3 separate regions of the Homo sapiens genome follow, and all the other regions are linked to region 1. The links are chromatin contacts, found by Hi-C or POLR2A ChIA-PET in ENCODE. All regions are on one chromosome and are shown on one strand. The core of a region is the stretch at or near the end of the contact, and the rest is flanking DNA. Distances in the headings are between cores, read along the strand shown.

Region 1 (4,908 bases), core at 961-3,460:
CCAAGATAATACCAGTGCACTCTCCAGCCTGGGCGACAGAGCAAGACCCTGTCTCCAAAAAACAAAAACAAACTCACACACACCTGTGCTTGCCTGGGCTACACCCCAGATCAATTAATCAGTATCTCAGAGATGCGGAGGGGTGGCTGATCAGTCACTAGTGTTTAAAAAGCTCTTTGGGGGATTCGGATGTGGGACCAGGGCTTACTGCCACCTAGCTAAGGTATTTAACCAGCTTTATCTAAGAGTTGCCAGGGATGTGAGGCAAAGCATCACCTCAGGGGATTCCTACAGCAAAGAAGTTTAAGAAACACTGTATTGAGGCTTGTATAAAACCTTCCCAAACTGAGGGCATTTCTACAACTCAGAAAAGTCTGCTGTTACATTTCAACTAAACTAAGTCACATAATTGCAGCATTTTACATCCAAAATTTGCTTATAAGACAGCTACCGCCAATTGCAACTTCCATCAAATGACATTCTCTCCCTGTGTTTAATACACAAACTCTTGGTCTATTTCTCTCAATGTTCTAGTGAGAAAGATGTTTATCATCAACCCCACTTTTTTGGGGAGAAAACTAGGAATCACACCTATAAGAGCCCTCTGACTCCCAACTCCTTTGCCCCTTTCATTACACAGTCCAAATCAAGAAATCATTAGTCTAATCCCTTGCAGGGCTTGTTAAAACCGATAGATGGGCTCCACCCCAAGAATGTCTGATTCAGTAGTCTCTGACAGGGCTTGAAATTTCAGCCATTTTGAATAAGTTACCAGGTGTTGCTGCTGGTGGGACCAGAGTTTGAGAACCACTGGTTTATGCTGCCTTCTTCCCATCCGCTGGTCCTTATTTTGCACAAAATGGAGCGGACTAGTCAACGTCAGCTACAGGATAACTGACTTTTCTTCAGCAGCGTCACTGGGACTGATTTTCCCTTAAGACTGCACTTTCCAGGGACGTGACAAACAAGCAAGCAAGTAGAAAGAAGATCTGGGCCAATCTTTGGTCATCTCTACCCAGGGACAATGAGCTACTCAGGGAACAGACCCTTGAGGATCCCAAGCAGACAAACCCCACAGCTGAGAGACAGATCTTGAAACATCCTCCGCTCCTTAGGCGTGGTCACCTCTGGCCTCAATGGAAGTTACAGATAGGTACCCAGGCGCCAGCTGAGGCACTGAACTCCGTGGCGCAGGTATCCTAACCTCAGGCCCCTGGCATCTCTCCCCAGGATTCCAAGCACTGAACGCACATCAGCCTGCTGGGCTCTCTCGATTTCTTTCCCTCACTGGGCCGTGTGTTCAGACGCACCTGGGAGCCCCTTCCCCACTTCCTGGAAACTCAGCGACTCCAGCCACAACCTCCAAAACGCCAAACGCTCCGCCCCAAGGAATCCTACCTCACCTTCTCATAACCTGCCCATTCATTCTCCTTCATAATCCTCCAAATCCTCATTTTCCACCCCCAAATGTCCGTTTTCAATTGATATCTCTTTGTTCTCCTCGCAATCACCAACTCCCATCTCCAACCAGCACTCAGGACTCACTTGGAGACACCCCTTCCTCACGCACACACGTATCTACTCCGCAAGCCCAAATGTGCTTCCCGGATTCCTAACCGCCAGGGAGCCTCCCTACCACCACCCCCGCCCCTAATTCTCCACCCAAAGCCCTTCCCCCACCCCGGGCCTTTCCCCTAACCAATCCCCCAAATGCCTCTCCACTATCGTGACTGCCCCTCATCACACCCCCTCCTCTCGGTCCCTTCTTATACTCTGCTGCTGCCCAGCTCCCTCGGCCGCCCTCAACCCCTAGTCCATGGGCACCGCCCTCCCTACCATGAAAAGTCGGAGGACGCAGGAGTCTCCAAACCCGGACTGAGAGAGGCAGGAAACACCCAGCTCACGCCAGCCGGGGGCGGAGGCGGGGCCGGAGCGATAACTTCCGCTGTCCGCACCCCACTTCCGCCCCGCAGAGGGCAACGTCTTAAGCCGTCCGTTGTGCGCCTAGGGGCCAGTTTTCTTTCCAGCCTCCCCGGCCGGAGTGGGTTCCAGCTTTTCTCGGCTGGGGAGGGCATTTATCCCACCTCCGCTATTTCAGCTGCCAGAGGGGAGGCAAGGTGTGGGGAAGTTTTCCTTCCCGGGCGAAGAAGCTCTGCGGAACTGTCATTTTCCGGAACTGGATGCTTGCTTCCTGGCGGGGTTCTGAAAGCGAACACCGCGGGGCAAGATGGCGGTAGTGCGTCGGCTGCTGCCCCGGGTCTGGCAGAACTCGGGTGTTTTGGGCTGAGACAGTGGCAGCTGCGGCCCCGACCCCAAGTGCGGGGACCTCCGGCGAATAAAGGTCGGCCTGCGGGTAGGCCGGTAGGGCCTGCGGTCCGGCCTGCGGGAGAACTGGGTCGTCAGTCCTCCGAGTGGTGGGGCTGGGGACTTTGAGGGAGTTGGCTCTAGGGCACAGTCCCTGCCTGGCCAGGTCGGAGGAACAAGTGCTGGGATCTGGCGTGTGTGCTCCAGGGGCTCTTTCCGCGGCCCTTTCCACCTCTTTTCACTTTGGGGACGGTAGGCCTTTATAAACGGACTAATGCTGGGTGATTTGTTCCTGTGGTTGTTGATGCCGAGGAAAGACTCTGGGCCCCAGGACTCACCTAAACTGGAGTTCGAATACTGTTCGCTCGCTGTGTGACCTTGGGTGAGTTCCCTCACCTCTCTGAGCCTCAGTTTCCTTCTGTGTAAATGGAGTAATTAGCAGGTTTCACAGAGGGTGTGAATACGTTTTAGTACCGTGCCTGACACCTAGTTCTGAATAAAGAAAAACTTGATCGTAATTTAACTCCAGCTTAGCCCCCACAGGCAATCTTGCACTCTCAACTTCTCTTTGCTTGGCCATTCTGTGAACGGGGGAGCCCTGGATCTTGTTTGTTTTACTTAGTGATAAATAACTGTTTTGGATATACATGGATTCAGATTCAAAAGCATCCACCTTAGATAGGCTGTAGCTTTCAATAAATAGTAGCTGTTAATATGAATAGTCTCTTTAAGTCGTGTTTCCTATTCTTTAAATAAAAATTAGATTATTGAGGCTGGCCACGGTGGCTCACGCCTGTAATCCTAGCACTTTGGGAGGCCGAGGCGGGCGGATCACCTGAGGTCAGAAGTTCAAGACCAGCGTGGCCAACATGGTGAAACCGCATCTCTACTAAAAATACAAAAATTAGCCGGGCGTGGTGGCGGGCGCCTTTAATCCCAGCGACTTGGGAGGCTGAAGCAGGAGAATCACTTGAACCTGGGAGGCGGAGGTTGCAGTGAGCAGAGTTCGCGCCGCTGCACTCCAGCCTGGGCAACAAAGTGAGACTCCGTCTCAAAAAAACAAAGATTATCGAGAACTGATAGAGCTGTTGAAAAGACAAGTTGGTTAAATAATCTGTGCAGTGTCTGATACACCGTCTGCCCAGAACAAGTGGTGGTGGTCATTAAACCTGGTGGCCCAGCTTTTCCTACTGCACAGGGACAATCCTCTTGGCTTAGTCAGCAGTTGGTATTTATGATGCTTCAGCTTTGGAAATATAGAGGTAAGACAAGAGTCTGAATCCTGCCTCTTAGTTATTACAGCCTTGACTCTGCCACATACTAATGGTCTAGACTGGAGTAGATGAGATCATGAATGATCTTCTCATAGGACTCCTCTCCTTATTAGATGAGATCACTTATAAAGGACTTGACACATAATGGGCACTCATTTACTTTTTTAAATGATCTTGGTTATCACCAACCTCTTATTTTCTAATCTTTCTACCTATATGATTCTTGTTTCCCTAACTAGATTGCAAGCTTCTTAAGGACAATACAATAAAGCTCACTTACATGCTACATGCTTTTAGATATCCTATATTAATATTTTCCCATTTAATCCTAATCACAATGTTGTGATGACTAAATTGAGGTACAAGAAGGATAAATGTTGCATTTAATCCTTTCAGCAACCCTAGGACATAGACACTATTATTACCCTCGATTTACACATAAGGAAACTGAGGCCTAGAGAGGATAAGTAACTTGGCCAAATGTCGGATAGAAGGAGTACTAAAAAGAACCAAGGCCCGCTTTCTCTGATGCAAGACTTTTTCTGCTGCGCACAGCCTTTTCTTTGGTTCTCCATGGCATTTAGCAAAATAAGTACTTAATAAACACTTGATTGTGTGTTTTATTAATTGACGAACTATAGTATACACTGTGCAGGTGGAGAAGGTATATAGGAAAGGATGAGAAAAACTGTAAAGTGTAGGCTATTATATGATATGAACAGAAATCAACCAATAACATTGCTGAAGGGATAATAATCTCAAGGAAGGGGATAAGAGTAATTTCTTATTCTGGGAGGGCCCCTGGGAGAAGTGAAAGTTTTAAGATCGTCTTACAGTGCTTAGGTACAGTTTGCATGCAACTTTGTTTTTCTTTTGGGAAGAGGCTCCCTCTTCCCCTTCTAATTCCATGGACCCTCTGCCATTGAGGCACTGTCTGCATGTCATGGAGGGAGCATATCATTGTGCTTGTGGCTTGGGCCCTGCTCTTTTGCAGTCCTGAGGAGCTTGAATCTGTTACTCACTCTAAACAACAGGGCCAGGAGTTCATAGCCCAAGGGACAGGACTGGTGAATCTTAGTGCATTTAAGATAGGAAAAAAGTTAATGGGTGAGAAATGTCAGACTGCCAGCATTATTTCCTACCCAGAGAACCTTAGTAACTGTCCAGGTGGGAGCCTCTGCTGAAGAGTTTTTTTTTTTTTTTAATCCTTGTGTCTATAAAAATAATACACCAGTTAGACTTCCTGACTATACACTCTACAATGTGCACTCAAGTACCTCCATAGGTACCTGATAAGCATCATCACATTTAGTCCTCATTATCAACCTCT
Region 2 (4,908 bases), core at 1,080-3,579, 1.3 Mb after region 1:
TTCAAGACCAGCCTGGCCAACATGGTGAAACCCCATCTCTACTAAAAATACAAAAATTAAGCTGGGCACGGTGGCTCACACCTGTAATCCCAGCACTTTGGGAGGACGAGACGAGCGGATCACGAGGTCAGGAGTTCAAGACCAGCCTGGCCAACATGGTGAAAACCCGTCTGTACTAAAAATACAAAATTAGCCAGGCGTGATGGCAGGCACCTGTAATCCCAGCTACTCAGGAGGCTGAGGCAGGAGAATCACTTGAACCTGGGCAGCAGAGGTTGCAGTGAGCCAAGATCGAGCCACTGCACTCTAGCCTGGGCGATAGAGTGAGACTCTGTCTCAAAAAAAAAAAAAAAAAAAAGCCAGGTGTGGTGGTGCACACCTGTAATCCCAGCTACTCAGGAGGCTGAGGCAGGAGAATCACTTGAACCGGGGAGGTGGAGGTTGCGGTGAGCCGAGATCATGCGACTGCACTCCAGCCTGGGTGACAGACCAAGACCCAAAACTCCGTCTCAAAAAGAAAAAAAAAAAAAAAAAAAGGGCTGTGAATGAGATGGGCTTGTATTATCCCATTGGAACCTGGCTTTTCCAGGACTTTCTTCTGACTATACTCATCTCTGAGGCGGGTCCCTGTGAATGGTTTTCTTGTCCTGTCATCCACAGGGTTAATCCCTTGAGGGATGTGTTCAGATTGCTGCTTGGCTGCTTCCTGGCTGTGTGACCTTGGGCAAATGACTTCACTTCTCTGAGCTTCAGTTTCCTCCTCTGCAAAATGGAGGTAAGAATAGTGCTTAGCTCATGCAACTGTTGTGAAGGAATGGAAGAGATAAGCAATGGGAAGTGTTTAGCCTGCAACCTCATCTTAGAGCACCTGATACAATCGAACTATCATTACCATTCTCAGATAATTTTTTAAAATAGTGTCTCCTCAAGCAACTGTTTAGAACAGCGCTATCCATTAGAAATAGAATTCAAGGCCGGGCACGGTGGCTCACGCCTGTAATCCCAGCACTGTGGGAGGCCAAGGCGGATGGATCCCTTGAGGCCGGGAGTTCGAGACCAGCCTGGCTAACATGGTGAAACCCCCTCTCAACTAAAAATACAAAAATTAGCCAGGTGTGATGGTGGGCGCCTGTAGTCCCAGCTACTTGGGAGGTTGAGGCGGGAGAATCGCTTGAATCTGGGAGGCAGAGGTTGCAGGGAGCCAAGATCTCGCCACTGCACTCCAGCCTGGGCAACAGAGTGTGTTTAAAAAAAAAAAAAAAGAATTCAAACCACATATGGACTTTTAATTTTTCCAGTAGCCTCATTAAAAAAGCTGAAGTTAATTTAAATGATATATTTAATTTAACCTGATATATTTTAAAAATGACCATTTTAACACGTAATCAATATAAAGAAAGCATTCTGGTCGGGCACAGTGGCTCATGCCTGTAATCCTGGCACTTTGGGAGGCCGAGTCGGGTGGATCACCTGAGGTCAGGAGTTCAAGACCAGCCTGGCCAACATGGTGAAACCCCGTCTCTACTAAAAATACAAAAATTAGCCGGGCACGGTGGTAGGCACCTGTAATCCCAACTACTTGAGAGGCTGAGGCAGTAGAATAGCTTGAATCTGGGAGGTGGAGGTTATAGTGAGCCAAGATCATGCCATTGTACTCCAGCCTGGGTGACAAGACAGTCCATCTCAAAAAAAAAAAGAGAGAGAGAAAAAAAAGAAAGTATTTCAAGGCTAGGTGCAGTGGCTCATGCCTGTAATCCTAGCACTTTGGGAGGCCAAAGTGAGAGGATTGCTTGAAGCCAGGAATTTGAGACCAGTCTGGGCAACATAGTGAAACCCTGTTTCGAAAGAAAGAAAAGAAAGAAAGAAAGAAAGAAAGGAAGGAAGGAAGTAAAGAAAATTAGCTAGAAGTGATTACACATACACAAGTCCCAGCTACTTGTGAGGCCATTACAGCTTGGGTGACAGAGTGAAACCCTGACTCATAGAAATAAGAAAAAAAAGAAAGAAGGAAGGAAAGAAAATGAATGAAAGAAAGAAAGAAAGAAAAGAAATTAATTTAGCACCATAGGAAAGGTTTTTTTTAAAAAAGCATGAGCTATGTTATCCTCTTTTTTTTTTTTTGTATAAGGCTACAAAATCTGGTATTTTGCACTTATATCCCATCTCAGTTCGGACAAGCCACATTTCAAGGGCCCAAAACCCCATTTGGTGAGTGGCAGCCATATTGGATAGAGACAGCCCACCTTCTCTGGTTTTGTCTCTGCAGATAGCCAAGGAAACCTAATTATGCATCCAACTCTCTGGCCCATTGGCTGAGTCACCTGCCGGGAAGCTTTCAGAATATTTATAGGTAACTGATCTACAGAAAACAGAAAGTGATACCATCTCCAGCCCCCACAACCTTTCTTCAGTCTCAAGTTTGCCGTCTCAGCTACTGTTTTCTAGAGGCCCAGTGGGAAGAGTATGCAAAGTGGCAGTAAAGTACATATGTAAACGTGTAGGCAAAAGGCTGAGAGGATTCTTACCAAACTACTCACAGTGGAAAATAAGAGTAATGTCCAAGCAGAGTTTAGTTTTGTCAGTCATGCCCTAATTTTGTTTTTGTTTTTTAGAATGTATTCATTCACATATTACTTGTGTAAGTGAAAGTCAATTGATATATATATAGAGATAATAGTAAAGAAAAGTAACCATGATTTGCGGTAAATCCCCAAGAAGTTTAATGGAAAGCAGTGAGTGCAGAGATTACAAGGTGGACTCTGGGGCCGGCTGCCTGCCTTTGCATCCTAGCCCTGCTGTCTACTAGCTGTGTGACCTTGGGCAAGGTTCTCTTGCTTTCTGGGCCTCAGTTTCCTCATCTATAAACTAAGGATAATGATGGGACCTATGTTACAAGGTTGTCACAATGATTTGATGAGCAGGTGTAAGGTGTTAAGATGGGATCTGGAACACAGAGTCTCAGCTGTAATAACTAAAATAATTAGTATTATCACTGTTTTTGGTGGAAGAGTAAGTAGCAAGAAACTCTCTTGGTGAAAATACAAGAGCTGCGGTGGCTCACGTCTGTAATCCCAGCACTTTGGGAGGTCGAGGCGGGCAGATCACTTGAGGTCAAGAGTTTGAGACCAGCCTGGCCAACATGATGAAACCCTATCTCTACTAAATATAGAAAAAATTTGCCAGGCGCGGTGGCGCACCCCTCTAGTCGTAGCTACTCAGGAGGCTGAGGCAGGAGAATCGCTTGAACCTGGGAGGCGGAGGTTGCAGTGAGCTGAGATCACGCCACTGCATTCTAGCCTGGGCGACAGAGCGAGACTCCATCTCAAGAAGAAAAAAAAAGGAAATAATATGCTGGAGTGAGAGCTGCAAGACCAGCTGCTAAGCCTGGATCTGCCATTACCTAATTTGTGTAAACTTGGGCCTCAGTTTTGTACTAATTCTAACAACAACATACATTTTCTAGTCCTTACTATCATTTCGGAACTCTACATGTCTCGTTTCATCAGATCTTCACAACACCCCTCTGAGAGAGAGATACTGTTGTTGTTGTTGTTATTATTACTATCTTGAGACGGAGTCTCGTTCTGTCGCCCAGGCTGGAGTGCAATGGCACGATCTCGGCTCACTACAACCTCTGCCTCCCGGCTTCAAGTGATTCTCCTGCCTCAGACTGCCGAGTAGCTGGGATTACAGGTGCCCGCCACCACACCCAGCTAATTTTTGTATTTTTAGTAGAGACGGGGTTTCACCATGTTGGTCATGCTGGTCTCGAACTCCTGACCTCAGGTGATCCCCTGCTTCAGCCTCCCAAAGTGCTAGGATTACAGGTGTGAGCCACCACGCCTGGTCGAGATACTGTTATTATTACCATTCTATAGATAAGGAAACCGAGGCTCAGAGAGCTGACACGGCTTGCCCAAGTCGGCAGCTTCTAAGTCCCAGGAAAGGGATTTGAACTCAGTGTTGTCTAGCCGACATGAGAGGCTGAGGCAATGCTCTCTGCACCATGCAGCCCCATGTGTGAGGTCTTTTCCAGCTTTGCTTTGTCTGTGATGCTGGCAGTTGAGTTGCATGATAAGAGCTAGGAGTTTGGGGTTGGAGTACAGGTTCTTTTGAGCTTTTGGACCCTAGAGTTCTTTCATCTGTATAATGGGGCCAAGAACAATGCAGTGCCCTGAATTTGAGTTTTGTATTTGCTTTTGTTTTTGTTTTTTTGAGACAGGGTCTTGCTGCATCGCCCAGGCTTGAGTGTAGTGGTGTGATCTCGGCTTACTGTAACCTCCACCTCCTGGGTTCAAGCAATTCTCCCACCTCAGCCTCCTGAGTAGTTGGGATTACAGGTGCCCACCACCATGCCAGGATAATTTTTGTATTTTTAGTAGAGAAGGGATTTCATCATGTTGGTCAGGCTGGTCTCGAACTCCTGGTCTCAAGCAATCCACCCACCTTGGCCTCCCAAAGTGCTGGGATTACAGGTGTGAGCCACCATGATTGGCGCTGAATTTGAGGGTTTTCTTTCCAGCTCTCTCCAGGGCTTTCTTTAGACTTTCTTCCTCATTTTGTCTCATCTTTCCAAACACCTCACTCACAAGATCACTTGAAGATCACAGGAAGCCAGTGGAAGGTATCTGAGATGATTAAACAGCACCAGGTTTTTTAGCTATGTTATGTAAGAAGAGGAAAAGAGGGAAGTTGCAGGGGAAGAAATTTGAATCAGATTACATTAAAGGATACAAGTGGGGCTTTCAGACAATGGTGACTTTTGCACAGGGTCTCATGAGGCAACACACGGGGGCACACACCTGCGTGTCTTCATGTAGATATGCTGTGTGAGACACCCCCGCAGCGGATGTTCTGGGGGAAAACAAGGAAGCTGTTAAATGATCCAGCTGTTCTGTCTGAATACGT
Region 3 (4,908 bases), core at 1,472-3,971, 1.3 Mb after region 1:
TAAAAGATCAATTCTAAACACGTAAAAAAATCTGGCCAAAGTCACAAGTCATATTCCCTCTACTTTCAGATATACTTACATCTTATTTAGGGAAAAAAAAGGTTTTGGGGGCATTATGAAAAGAATAAAATTTAGGCCGGGCACGGTGGCTCATGACTATAACCCCAGCACCTGGGGAGGACGAGGTGCGAGGACTGCTTGAAACCAGGAGTTTGAGAACAGCCTGGGCAACACAGTGAGACTCTCATTTCTATTTTAAATTATTAAATTTAATTTTTTTAAATAAAAAATTGTAAAACAGAATTTATTACCAACATCATTTAACTTAGATATCTACATATCCTCAATGGATCATCTTCAACTGTTTCTCTGCCAATTTAACACCCACGAGAAAAAAAGAAATTTAAGTATACTTTGCAGTTAGCCTATTCCCAAGGCATTAAAATGCACTGCTTTATTAATTTCAGCAAAAAATGAAATATAAGAAAACCTGGTTTTCAAGTGCCACATAACAAGAGGAACTATTAAGAAACAATGATCTCATTTTAGATGTATCATTACTTACCAGGCAAAGTACTTATTACAATTTTAAAGATCAAAATTAACAAAAGCTGTTTATGAATAGAGGCAGTTATGGGCAAACCAGAACTTAAATTAGCAAGCCTTAGATGATCTTAAAATTCTAATGTTTCTAATCCATGCAAATTCCAACTTTTCCTGTTTCCTCAGAGAAATAAAGCCACACATATCCCTGCAGAGATAAGCAGAATTTTAAAATTTAGAAAGAAAATATTTAACAAAAAGTTCCTTTCTTACAGCAAACTATTTTAATCAGTTTCTGACCAACTGCTGCCTCGAATAAATTAAAGAACTATATTAACTAGTATGAAAAAGTATGGTTCTTATATAAATACCTGGCATTAAAAGAATGACAAGGTTTTCACCTACAATACAAGGTTTTCACCTGCAATAACATTTCAAGAGCATTTCAGGGGTCCTTAATGACATTTAGTGTTTTTTTTGTTGTTTTTTTTTTAAAGACAGCATAAAAGGAAAGAATGCACAGATTAAGAAAAGGACGAGATATTTTCAGGAGCTTCATTTTAATAACTTACTTTAAAAGATCTGTAAATTCTAACACCAGAGCTGTCCAACTGTTCATGCCCTCGACTCCACCACTCACAGCATTTATAGTCCAACAATATTTTAGGACTGTATAAAGGCAAAAAGCAGTTGAAACTGCCAAGTTCCCATTATGAAGTGTCCAAGTTAGGGGATATGACTGAATTCTTACAAAGTCTTGGATAAGATGTTAGCATCCGTTGACATGCCCTTGAATCTGAAAGCAGCTCATTTCAGCTTCCGTCTTTAAAAGCTGAACCTCGCCCCTCTCCCACATCAACATGAATCAATTGCCAGGCACCTCACAAGTCTTAGATGAGCCGAAATTTAAAGCTTTCTATTAACCTTTACTTAACCACTGGCCACCTTCCTTCCTACATAAGGTGACAGTGTTGTCTGTAGAGGGTTCTAGCTCCCGGCTATGTGGATTTGAAATCCAACTGTCACTAACTGTGTGACCTTGGTTAAGTGACTTCATCTCAGTTTCTTCTGTAAAATAACAAAAACAAAAAAAATTGCAAATATCTTGCAATGGGTGGGAGAATTAAATGAAATCTGTCTTAAGTGCTCAAAGAATGCCTGACACACAGTAAGCGCTTTAGAAGCGTCAGTTATGATTACAGTAATAATTCATGGACGCAAAGTGCTTAAGACAGAGCCTGGCACATTGGAAAGATAATGATAGCGTCAGCCTCGTTGGCTTCCTCTTCAGATGCACGCTCAGGAAAAGAGCGCGGAGACCTCTCCAAGATTAGAACAACTTAAAAGGATTTGGAGGGCAGGCGAAGACAGGTTCTCACACCTCTTGAGACATGAACGCTTGTTACCAAGTAACAAGAAATGGGCCCCCCAAGACCCCAGAACCACGAAAAATAAAAATAAAAGCAAGCAGGAAAAGAGCCCCCAAACCCGGCGGAACTCATGCCCTCATCAAACTGCCTTCCGAGAGGACGAGCACCGAAAAGTCCATCTCGCACAGCACGGCACACGTCGTCCAGGAGGCTGGACTGGGATCCCCAACCATCGCTCCAAAGACCCGTCCAGTGCGCGGGGGCAAACGGGTAGGGGCGGGAAACGTGGGGGTGGGGAGCGGAGTTTTCAAATTCCACGGCCGGGAGGAAGCCTGCATCCTCGTGCAATGAATGAGCGGAGCCTGGAGGGTCCGCAGCTGGCGACAAGTTGGGAATCCCGGGCTGGCCTCCCTCCGGCTGCAGTCCCCGGCCCGTGGGCCAACTCGAGGAGCTCACTCCCCACGGTGCTGCAAGCCCAACCGGCCTCCCAACTCCCCTCCCTCGAGCCCCCGGGGCCGCCTGCCGCCCTCAGGCCCGCCTCCCCCTTCAGCCGCCCGCCGCCCCCCTTACCTTCCAGCAGCCGTTGGATAATGCTGTCGATGTTGAGTTTATCTAAATCCGCCATCGCCTTCCCACCGCCGACCCTCCCGCAGCGGCGCCGCCGCCGGCTCGCGCCCGGGACTCACACCTCCTTTCCCACGCCACGAGCAGAGGCGGTGGTGGCGGCGGTGGCAGCAGCCGCGGCGGGTCCCCCCCCTGCCACCCCGCTCCCTACTTCCTCCTTCTCTCCCCACTGGAACCACGAGAAGAACAAAATGGCCGCCGACTCCTTAGACAGCCTCGGGCGGCGCACGGATGCGCGCGGGGAGTGCAGCGGCCCGGCCGGGACTTCTTTATGGGCCATAGGGGGCGCGGGAGGGGGCGGGGCCCGGGCGCTGGAGGGGGCGGGGCCCGGGCGCTGGGCGGGGCGCAGATGGCTGAGCGCAACCGCGTCCCCGCATGGGATCCTTCCGCCAAACGGGCCGAGTAAATAGGCCCGCCCCCAATGCCGGGCCCGAGCGAGAGTTGCAAAGTTGCACGCGGGAGTTGGGGCTGGGGGAGGAAATGCAGCTGTGCACACCGCCGGTTGCGGCCATCGCCGGATCTTGTGCATTGAGTCTAGATGTTTGCAGACCTGGACAGGTGGGAGCTCACCGAGGGATTTCGGGGGTCCTGGAACTTACCCTTTAAGATAAATCTGGGGTGAGGATGGAAAAGAATAATAAAGAAAAGAAGGTTGACTTATTTTGGATTCAGATATACTGGAACTTGGGACAAGAGAAAGGTTTATTTGGTAACTAAAAAGAAAAAACCCTCTTTCAGATAAGTCAAAATGTAACAGTTAACTCATTGTGAGTGGTGGGTATATGGGTATTTGTATATATATTTTTTGTGCACTTCTGTAACTTTAGGGGTAAAAAATCCATACTCAAAGAAAATTTTATCATTTCTGTCCCTTGGATTTATCTTCCCTGAACTCGGAAAGTTATGTAATCATCGGGACGGTTATCCCGATTCTAGCCAGGGCAAAGTTGAACGAGCGCGTGCAGCAGTTAAAAGGGGAATTTGCAGATTTCACGCGTGCAGGCCGGGGGCGGGAAGAGAAGATGCAAGCTGCGCGGGCGGTCCTGGGTTCTGCAGACACCCGAAGAAACTTTGGCCCATTCCTCTCTGGCTTCCCAGCCTCCCCGAGGGCACTCCTATCCAAGGGGCCCCCAAACTGTGCCACCTCCAGGGGCTGCGCGTCGACTTTGGCTGGGTTTGGAAGTACAGCCCACACTCAGCAAACAGATCGGCTCTCTTTCCTGACCTTTCCATGTACGTTGCTTCCTGCAGCGCTTTACATTTTGCAAAGCCCCCTCTCTCCGAGAAATTCATTTTGTTTCCCAAGGCGTGCAGGATGCACGAATCCCCATCTCAGTATGCCACGAGGTAATTGCACCACCCAGGCATCCTCTTCCAAAGCAATGTCCTCAGGGTGCGGGCTCCATGTCCCCTTACTTGGGCCCCCTCGCTACTGGTGCAGGGCCCTTGAGTTTCAGAACTCAGCCTATCGATCCACTTTCCTCAGGCACTAACTCACTTTCCCCTGCTACAGCTCTGTCCACCAGAAGTCACATAAGTGCCATTTGTCAGGCCAAGGCAATGAGCCCAGTTGGTGACATTCGGAGTTGGTGCCCAGCGCTGCTGTGAACATCTGGCTATGGAGGTCAGGGGGGGCTCTTGCTGGAGTCCACAGGACTTTGGGCTACTCCAGGGCAGGGTGCATCATCGGAATGGCATTTAGGGTAGAAATATGAAAGACAGCAATTCATTCAGCAGACAAATATTTATGGAGTACCCACTCTGTGCCAGGCATTGTTCTAGACAGGGAAGCAGGGGTGATCAAGACAGACAAGGCTTTTTTCTATGGAGAGTCATTTAGTCAGTCAGATGGTAAGCAAAGATGCAAATAAAAATATCAGCTTCTGATAAGTGCAGTGGAGAAAAATAAACAAGAAAAAAAATGCTACTGTGTTCATTTCTTAGTATGTGCCAAAAAATGATCTCATTGAATCCCCAAGATAATCCTAGGAATTATGTCCTATTCCTATCATCCCCATTTACAGATGAAGAAAGTGAGGCACAGAGAGGCTAGGGTGGTTGCTGAAGGTCACACAGCCAGGAAGTTACAGAGTCAGGGCTGGAACTCAGGACAGCCTGAAACCACAGCCCTCGTTCATATTCAGTAAAACCCGGCAGTGAACCCCCAGCAGTGTTCACATCCCTGGCACATACTGGGCACATATCAATTTGGAACCCAGTGGAATGACTGAATTGTGTCTCTGCCCACAATACGAGTGCCATAATTTTCCTCATGCAAAATGGCAGGTGTGTTAACCTCTTGCAACATCATCAGGGCTGGAGGAGGACTTCAGACTGAGCTGGGACATGGGGAGAGCCTCTGTCCCCAGGT

The links. Hi-C counts contacts between places; a loop is a spot of excess contacts on that map. ChIA-PET counts read pairs that join two places held with the same protein, here RNA polymerase II (POLR2A). Pooled maps may share reads with other maps.
Region 2: a loop to region 1 is called in a pooled map, with 8 times the contacts of the local background. The contact joins the enhancer-like site here to the promoter of UBE3B in region 1. A Hi-C loop is called at or near these places in 2 of 50 pooled maps. POLR2A ChIA-PET finds 5 or more read pairs at or near these places in 2 of 52 experiments (CD4-positive, alpha-beta memory T cell and activated CD4-positive, alpha-beta T cell).
Region 3: a loop to region 1 is called in a map of CD4-positive, alpha-beta T cell, with 9 times the contacts of the local background. The contact joins the promoter of PPP1CC here to the promoter of UBE3B in region 1. A Hi-C loop is called at or near these places in 2 of 168 maps with a recorded cell type or tissue (CD4-positive, alpha-beta T cell and CD8-positive, alpha-beta T cell) and 3 of 50 pooled maps.

What each region holds. Positions count from the first base shown.
Region 1 is chr12:109,475,424-109,480,331 of GRCh38, forward strand. It overlaps UBE3B (ubiquitin protein ligase E3B), which reads left to right and starts at 2,211. Exons shown (of 28, transcript NM_130466.4): 1 at 2,211-2,686. It overlaps KCTD10 (potassium channel tetramerization domain containing 10), which reads right to left and starts at 1,877. Exons shown (of 7, transcript NM_031954.5): 1 at 1,837-1,877. The coding sequence starts at 1,839. RefSeq lists enhancers at 790-1,525, 2,034-2,123.
Region 2 is chr12:110,774,287-110,779,194 of GRCh38, forward strand. No RefSeq gene overlaps it. Among named protein-coding and RNA genes, the nearest start is that of PPP1CC, 34 kb to the left of the region's middle. RefSeq lists an enhancer at 2,172-2,511. Within about 2 kb of position 2,330, at least 2 of the 41 ENCODE cell types and tissues checked have a DNase peak (open chromatin) inside an H3K27ac peak, as active enhancers do.
Region 3 is chr12:110,740,170-110,745,077 of GRCh38, forward strand. PPP1CC (protein phosphatase 1 catalytic subunit gamma) reads right to left here and starts at 2,722. Exons shown (of 7, transcript NM_002710.4): 1 at 2,484-2,722. The coding sequence starts at 2,538. RefSeq lists enhancers at 2,447-2,955, 3,717-4,301 and silencers at 2,593-2,652, 2,813-2,952.